Regions from separate parts of the Homo sapiens genome. Here region 2 is linked to region 1. Evidence: chromatin loops called from intact Hi-C (ENCODE). Cell type or tissue: heart right ventricle. All regions are shown on one strand. Links, peaks and the distances in the headings refer to the core of each region. The heading gives the core; the rest is flanking DNA.

The links. Hi-C counts contacts between places; a loop is a spot of excess contacts. Peaks named below come from ENCODE experiments on the same cell type or tissue, not always from the same donor. Only the 100,000 strongest peaks of a DNase experiment are listed, where the experiment ranks them.
Region 2: it touches region 1 in a loop (2.0-fold over the local background); 1 of 110 quality-filtered maps calls a loop at or near these places.

What each region holds. Positions count from the first base shown.
Region 1 is chr16:12,118,340-12,122,687 of GRCh38, forward strand. The region is part of intron 11 of SNX29 (sorting nexin 29); the gene reads left to right. Among named protein-coding and RNA genes, the nearest start is that of SNX29, 140 kb to the left of the region's middle. RefSeq lists an enhancer at 2,889-3,388. In heart right ventricle, for the core only: no CTCF peak of the experiment used is centred there; a DNase peak (open chromatin) is centred at 2,342.
Region 2 is chr16:12,232,411-12,236,758 of GRCh38, forward strand. All of the region lies in intron 14 of SNX29 (sorting nexin 29), which reads left to right. Among named protein-coding and RNA genes, the nearest start is that of SNX29-AS2, 140 kb to the right of the region's middle. In heart right ventricle, for the core only: no CTCF peak of the experiment used is centred there; no DNase peak of the experiment used is centred there.

The sequences.
Region 1 (4,348 bases), core at 270-4,269:
AGATGGAGTCTTGCTCTGTCACCCAGGCTGGAGTGCAGTGGCACCATGTCGGCTCACTGCAACCTCCGTCTCCTGGGTTCAAGTCATCCCCTGCCTCAGCCTCCCGAGTAGCTGGGATTACAGGTGCCTGCCACCATGCCCGGCTGATTTTTGTGTTTTTAGTAGAGATGGGATTTCACTGTGTTGGCCTGGTATCAAATTCCTGACCTGACGTGATCCGCCCACCTCGGCCTCCCAAAGTGTTGGTATGACAGGTGTGAGCCACCGTGCCCGCCCTAGAGACCACCTTTTGATGCCTTGATATGAAATGAGAACATATATGTGGAAAGGTATAAAATTAAGAGACACCCTCGACCCTCACCTGAGTTACTGCTCCTAATAAATTCACGCATACCTGAGTGCTGTGTTTTCTAGCCTTCTGTGAGTGGGACAGGCAGGGTAGGGATGCTCGGACTGTCTGTGGTCTCTGATTTAGTCACTTCGAGGCTGCTGTGGGAGTTCCTCTGGGGTGTCCATTCACTGTCCCCTGTCTGCCTCCATTAGATCCCATCTCAGGCCCCTTCCAACTCTACACTTCTGACATTCACTGATGTGGGTGGAATGCTGCTTTGTAAAAATGGCGGTGCAAATGTGTGCTAATTACCTTGACATTTCCAAGCTGCTTGGTGCTCAGAACTCATACTTTAGGACATGAGGCTCACAATAGTGATCCACAGCTTGATCTCTTGGACCTGTGTGGTAAGAACCTCAGTTTACAGTGTTTAAAAATCAGATCTGTGTAAAAATGTGACTCCTGGCTTCTCTCAACAACTCAGGACTGGTGGCAGCCATGTCCCCGCATAGACAGTGGATTGGAGGCAGGGACTGCTCCTTAGCCGGGGTCCTCTCGTCCCACTGTACCCTGTGAGGACTTTGCTCCCTGGAGGCCCTGTCTGTATCCGCTTTTGGGATGCCTGCCTTAAGGATTCGTAGTACAAATCTTTATAAACGCTCACTGTGTGTGTTTGTGTTTGAGAGTGCGCACATGAACAAGAGAGAGAAAACCAAAAAATTACAAATCTGGAAAAGTTAATAAAGATCTAGAACCTTATCAAGATTTTGCAAGGGGTTTTTCTTCTGTACCTTGTGACTTTCTTCCATTTTCCATCCCATTCCCATGAGTGCCTCACATTTGTGTTTTCTGTTTTGAGATTATAATTATGTAGAAACCATAGTTCTAAAACTGGAAAGGGCCAGAATTTAATCACACTTTTGATTTTCCAAAAGAGGACAGAGAAAGACTGGGAGAACTGCCAGAGGCCACACCCTGGGAACTGGTGTGAGTCCTGAGGCTGTGCGCTGCCTCCCAGGAGCCGGGCTGGGCCTGGCACTGCCCGCTTGGGGGGACAGGCCTTCAAGCAAGCTGGACCAGGTGTGGGTCCTTGCCTGGCCACTTCCTGGCTGTGTGGCCTGAGGCAAGTCACTTCCCTTCTCCTGGTCTCTGTTGCCTCATTCAGACAGCAAGTGTAATCATGCTTGCTTCTCAGAAACCTTGTGAGAATTACATGAGATCGTGTATTTCAGGTGCCTCTCGCATTGCTGGGTGTGTATGAAACAGGCAGTGTGTGGTAACCACTGGCCATCTGAGCCCTGCGAAGGGGTCTTGGGACATTTTTTCCTCCTTTATCTTAACAAATTGAAAAGAATAGAAACTCTGGGTGGGCTAGGGGAGGAGGGTGGCAGGAGAGAGAAACAGAACGAAAAGTTAGAATGGGCCTGAGTAATTTAAAAGTTACATTTTAGAGCTCGATATAGTTTATCCTTTCTTTTGGAGATAAAAGGAAAGGGAGTGGGTAGGCAGACAAAGATATAAAAAGCAGGATGTTAAGTTTGAAAAATGATGATGTAGGTTAAGTCCATCCCTGTAGAGGAACATTCTTTATTTGTGCATGTGCCCTCATGAGCTCTGTCTTTAAAGATAGCTGAGTATGGGCCGCAGGGGAGTGTTTGTAAAGGCTCTTTGAGGTCTTTGGAAAAAGATGCTATATAAAGCCAGGGAGTTATTGCACAGATCTATGTATATATGTGAGAGAGTGTGTGTGCGCACACATGCGTCCACACGTCACCCTGTCTAGTCATCGCAGTCAGCAGTCTCTTCCCTTTTTAATTTTGAAAAGGCAGTTGAAGATCAATGAGTCTCAGGATAATTCCCCCCCTGGGGGCCTTTAGTGGCTGAAGAAGAGACGCCTCTCACCCCTCCCTTGGTGTCACTGTTTCATTGCTTTATATAGCAGCCTCCGAGGCCGTAATCATTTGTGTGAATGGGCCTGTGCGTCATCTGGCTGTGTGTCTGTGTTTATGTTTGGGTCCCTGGGGACTGGAGGCTGGTCCCTGCTCCACTGTTGTTTTTGAAATTGAGCATTCATGTGGTCACTGCCGAGAAAGGAGGGGAACGGTTTTGTAGGCTCGTCCTGTTTGAGGTCATGGTAATGATGTATGGGACCGTGTCCCCTCCTCCCCATGCCTGTCGCATTCCCGAGATGCATAATGGAAAAAGCTCAACGGGAGCCTGAATCTCTGTCACTGGGGCAAGAAATTACAGCTGTGAACCTGCTGGTTAGTGTTCTGTGCCGAGGCCTTGAACTTATGATTAACGTGGTTGACGTTTCTGTCCAGCTCATCCCATGCTCAGTTCCTGGAGCTGAGGGTGGCGTTTTAGCAGTGGGCGACTGTCAGTCATTCATTTGTTTATCAATTCACTTACGCATCTTACCTTTGATCATTCACCAGGTCTCACGTGTGTTCTGTGCTGGGCACTGGGGCCCCGGTACTCAAGTGACCCACAGGCTTGGGGGTGGGGCTTTGGTGGGCAGAGGTGCAGATGGGCACCTCTAGCCCAGGGGACAGTGTGCTTTCGTGGAGGTGCATATGAAGAGCAATGGGAATCACTGAACTCTACTTGGATTGTTTGGCTGTGAGGACACAGAACCCATGCCAATTTAGAACACAAGGGCACAGAACCCCATAGGGGCTCCCCCAGAGCCTGGGAGCCGAGAGTCCTGCAGAAGCCAGCATGGCCATTTGTGCATGACTGCTTTATTCCCTGTGGCCATGCGGTCACTGCAGGTCGGCCCGCACTTCTCCCGCTGGCCCTTGGGTAGCCGCCTTGGCTGTGGTGGTGCAGCAGGAGACGAAGGCAGGAATGAGGAGTTCACTGAGTCACCTTAGGCTACAGGGCTCTGTAGTAGCGCTTGACATTTCCAACACCTGCCGCTTTGCCAGACTCGGCACTTTCTCTGTGGCTGAGTGGGCTTGCCTTGAAGGGCTTTGCTGGCTCCCCTTTTTGGTGGCCCTCTGCCTTGTGGCTGCATCTGCATTTGTCTCTGTCCAGGCCTCTGTACATGGCGACAGAGGAGCCTCCAGCCAGGGGTCCTGGGCCCAGTTTAGGGTTTCATTTAAGGGTGGGTTTGTTTATTTATTCATTTATTGTTTATTTTTTGAGATGGAGTCTCACTCTGTTGCCAGGCTGGAATGCAGTGGCGCGATCTTGGCTCACTGCAACCTCCACCTCCCTGCAACCTCTGCCTCCCGGGTTCAAGTGATTCTCCTGCCTCAACCTCCCGAGTACCCAGGACTACAGGCACGCACCATCACGCCTGGCTAATTTTTGTGTTTTTAGTAGAGACGGGATTTCACCATGTTGGCTGGGATGGTCTTCATCTCCTGACCTGAAGTGATCTGCCTGCCTCAGCCTCCCAAAGTGCTGGCATCACAGGCGTGAGCCACTGTGCCCGGCCAGGATGGGTTTATTAAACTGGTCTTTTGAGCACTTGGCTTTCGGCAAGTCACTATTTCAGTGTGTCTCCACAGTCACCGTGGTGGAGTGACTTGGAACTCTTTGCTCTTGGGCCAGATGCCTCTGTCGCCACCTTCCTTCGCGTCTCTTGTCAGCCTGTGGCACATCTGAACTTCTGGAAGACTCTACATGATGGGCTTGGTTTGAGTCAGTAGGTACCCTTGGTCTCACTGATTACAAGTGGGGTGGGTGGGACTGGAGGCCTGTGGAGGCTGAGTCTCTGAGCGGAGGCAAGAGTAAGACAGGGCAGGCCCACGGACTCCCACGACTGCTATAGCCAGCAAGCCCCAGATGCTCAGAAAAGGCGCTCCCCAAGCAGAAGCTTGAAGGACAACCTGGAGTGAGGGAGGGGGCCAGGCCTTCCAGACACTGGGAAACAGCCTGTGCCAAGACACAGAGGCACGAGAGAAGGAGAGTGTGTTCAGTATGGTTGGAGTCTAACCAAGGGGGAGCAAAGGAGATGGGCAGAGGCTGGAGCGGCAGAGAGGACATGGGTCTGGAGCTCAGGAGAGG
Region 2 (4,348 bases), core at 117-4,116, 110 kb after region 1:
TTCGGAGACTGAGGCACAAGAATCGCTTGAACCCAGGAGGGTGGAGGTTGCAGTGAGCCAAGATCGTGCCACTGCACTCCAGGCTGGGCCACATAGTGAGACTCGGCCAGAAACAAACAAATAAATGCTTGAATCGTGGCTTTTGTTTGCTTTGGTAAACAAAGGAAGAGTTTTCGTTTTTAATCTTTCAGTGGGCTTCACGGTGGAGTAGTGGAAACGTTGGGGAATCTGGCTATTCATGAGAGTGTGATTCTCCCCAAAGCCAACAAGGACCCTTTTCCTTTTCTTTTTGAGACAGAGTCTCACTCTGTCACCCAGGATGGCTGCAGCCTAGAGGGTGACTGTGGGCAGAAGATGTCCCCTGAGAGGGCTGGAAAGGAGATGACACACAGAAGTCAGCACACATTGGTCCTTCAAAGTATCCTATGGAGACACCTCTGTACTCACTATCAGCCTCAATGCTGAGTTCACAGCCCACCCAGCATGGGCTTGGAGGGGCATGGAGGCTGGTTGGGGGAGGTGGTCCACCCGGAACTTGTCCTCCCAAGCCCCAGCCTGGCAAGTTGTAGTCTTGGGAGACTGAAACCCTGACCCTCACATGCAAGTCACCACAGTTCTGGATGAGAGATGGAAGAGCAGCTTGATTTGCTGGAAATGCCTTCCTCTTTGTCTTCATCTTCTTTGTCTTCTTTGTCTTTGTCTTCCTCCTCCTCCTCCTCCCCCTATTCTTCCTCCTCCTCCTTCCTCCCTCCTCCCTGCAAAAACATGTAGTCAGTCCAGGTACCCATCAATGGTAGACTGGATAAAGAAAATGTGGTACATATACACTATGGGATACTATACAGCCTTAAAAAGAATGAAATCTTGCCCTTTGCAGCAGTATGAATGCAGCTGGAGGCTGTTATCCTAAGCAAATTAGTGCCCCAACAGAAAACCAGATATTGCATGTTCTGACTTATAAGTGGGAGCTAAACAGTGGGTACTCCTGGACAGGAAGATGCTAACAATAGACACTGGGGGCTACAAGAAGGGGAGGAAGGGAGGAGCAAGGGTTGAAAAACTACCAGTTGGATACTATGCTTACTGCCTGGGTGATGGGATCATTTTTACCCCAAACCTTGGCATTATGCAATATACCCATGTAACAAACCTTCACTTGTACCCCCGAATCTGAAATGAAAGGTGAAAAAAACCACACAAACAACTTTATTGAGATATAATTCACATGCCATACAATTCATCTATTTAGTGTATGATTTAATGATTTTTAGTATATTCATAGAGTTGTGCATTCACAACATTTTAGAACATTTTCACTCCCTCACAAAGAAGCCCATTTTCCTGAGCAGTCACTCTCCACCCCAGGGCCTGGCAAGCACCATTCTCCTTCCTGTCTCTGTGGATGTGCCTGTTCTGGACACTTCATATCAGTGGAATGATACAGTGTATGGCGGTTTGTGATAGGTTTCCTTCATTTAGCATAAGGTTTTCAAGGTTTATCTACATTGTAGCATGTATCAGGATGGCATTCTCTTTTATGGCTAAAACAGATTTTACTATAAGGATATGCCATATTTTGTTTACCCTTTCGTTAGTCGATGGACATTTGGGTTTCACTTTTTGGCTGTGATAAATAATGTTGCAATGAACATTCACGTACAAGTTGTGTGGACGTGTTTTTCATTTCTCTCGGGTATAACCTAGGAGTGGGATTGCTGGGTCAAAGCGGCTGTACCTTCCCACCAGCAGTGAATGAAGGTTCCAGTTATTCTACCATGTCCTCACCAAACACTTGTTATTGTCTGTCTTTTTTTTATTGTAGCCATCGAGTGGATGTGAAGTGGCACCTTCACGTTTGCAAATCAGTGGTTTCAATTTGCATTTCCCTGATGGTTGATGGTGTTGAGTATCTTTTCATTCTACAAATGGCTTACTGGCCATTTGTAGATCTTCAAAGGGTGTCTTTTCAAATCTTCTGTCCATTGCTTAATTTGTTTAGTTGTCTTTTTTATTGTTGAGTTGTATGAGTTCTTTGTGTATTGTGGATACTAGACCCGTATCAGAGATACGTGATTTGCATACCTTTTCTACCATTCTGCAAGTTTCTTTTCATTTTCTCGATGGTGTCCTTGAGGCATACCTGTTTTTAATTCTGATGAAGTTGAATTCATCTATTTTTTCTTTTGTCATGTACTTTTGGCATCATATCTAAGTTTGTCTTTAAAGCAGTGTTTCTGTTAATTTTAGGCTTCAAAATGATTTGATGTTAGAGCTGAGATGCTGTCGGCTTCAGCCCAGAGGTTTTGGGGGTTGTTGGTTGGAGAGTTGTTCATTCCCTCTCTGGACTTAGCACTGCATTGTGTGTTTCCCCACCTGAAATTACTTAGGGCTATGTCCGTCTGCCTACTGGCATCATAGGCACTCAGAAGATACCCGCTGAATGGATGGATGATGGGATGATGACTTCCTGTTTGGGTCTCAGCTCCCTACCTTACACGTGGCTCTCATTCTTTGCCTTTATGTTTCTCTCTCCTTTTCACCCATCCTTCTCTTCTCTGAGTGTGTGTATGTGTACTTTTCTCCCTCATTCCTTCCTTCCTCCTTTCCCTGTCTCTCTCTGTCTTTGGCTTTGTCTCTTTCTCTTGGAATCTGTCTCTGTCCTGCCCTTATTCTGTCCCTCTGTGTCTTTTTTTTCATTTTTCTTTAACTTTTTCTTCTAAGCTGTTGACCTTATCAGATGAACTTTGCAGTCAGTTGGAAACAGGCTCACTTGCTCACTCTTTCTTTCCTTTCTCTCTCTGTCCCTGGTGTTCAGTAAGTTTAGAGAAGAAATGCACAAACTATTGAGTTCCCCTTCACCAACGTGCCCCAGAGTTGGCAGAAGTCAGAGACCAGCTGGCACCAGGCATCCCGCAGTGCTCGTGTTTTCAGCTTGCTGTGTATGAGGCTGTCCCCTGGGCCTGCGGTACTTAATTTGAAATTTGGTTAGGAAGCGGCAGTGATCCATTTTCACATTTGGAGGTACATATTTGGCATGTCAGATGGGAGCAGTACAGACAGATTTTTTTTTGTGCACTACTGCTTGAGTTTGTCAGGAGTTTTATTATGGAAATCACTATTTCTGCCTTTCCATTTTCCCAAGTTACTTTCCTATATTGATATATTTTCACCTGCCTAACATTGGCATATTTTTCAGGGTTCTTGCTTTACGATTCAGTAGCAAGACTCAAAATAACACAGAGGAAAGAAGTGAAAAAACCTCTGGGTAAAAAAAAGACTTGCATCCACATTTTTTTTATTGAAAGGAAACTTCATCAGTGTTTTGAACAGAAAACTTAAACACAATAAAGGTGGATGAAAACATGGGTTGTAAATTGTGTGTGTGTGTGTGTGTGTGTGTATGTGTATGTGTGTGTGTGCTTGGAGTGTAGATTCTGACATAAAAATCACAGTTCTTTTGGCAGTGTATAGAAACCTTAGGAAACTGAATGGTAACAGGTAAAGATTCAGAAATGAATAGCAACTTAGGGATTACTGGAAAAGTACAATTTTCTGTTTCTGTAGGACTTCTTTCTGCTAGGGTAGGGGACGGAATAAATGTTATTTAAAACTCTCTGTTTCCTTCCTGTCCTCTCTGTCTCATATATGCTGCTCCTGGTTGCATAGATAGCCCAGAACTGCTTTACGTACTTATTTCCCAATACTATGGGCTTTGATTTTATATCTGTTTTCCCACATCAATCTGACATAAATCTCATCAAATACCCATCCACTGTTGCCCCAACAGTTAATACATCATCTGGTTGAACCAAAAGATCAAACTGGAGAAGGGAATGCGGTCACTGTTAGTCTTCTAGTGTCTATTTTCAAAGCCTTCATTTGAAGACCCATGGGGAGTCTGAGGAGGGCATGGGGCAGGGGAGAAGCCAGGGGTCTTGACCCTTCTGTTGAGGGTGACCTCTTTTTGTACTTTCATTTCTCGCTATTCTTCTTCTTGTACTTTATACCACAGCAATGCTGAACTACTTGGGATTAAGCAAGGCTATTATTTACTGCAATGGTTGGTGCCTAGAAGCCCTTTTCCCACTACGTCTTCTCTGTTGCATGACTTTCCGCATCCCTGAAGACTTAGTTCGAGGTGTCACCTACTCTGGAAAGACTCTGTGGGTCCATTGAATGCTATTCTTCCTCCTGTCATGCTGACTGCTGTCACTACCGCCATCTGTCCCACTGTGTTGGAAAACCAGCCACAGGCTACCACTGATTGAAGACTCCCTATGTGCCAGGTACCACAGTGAACACTTTGAGATGCTGGCGTTCCTCTTTCGCATCTCCCTTGGCCCTGTGC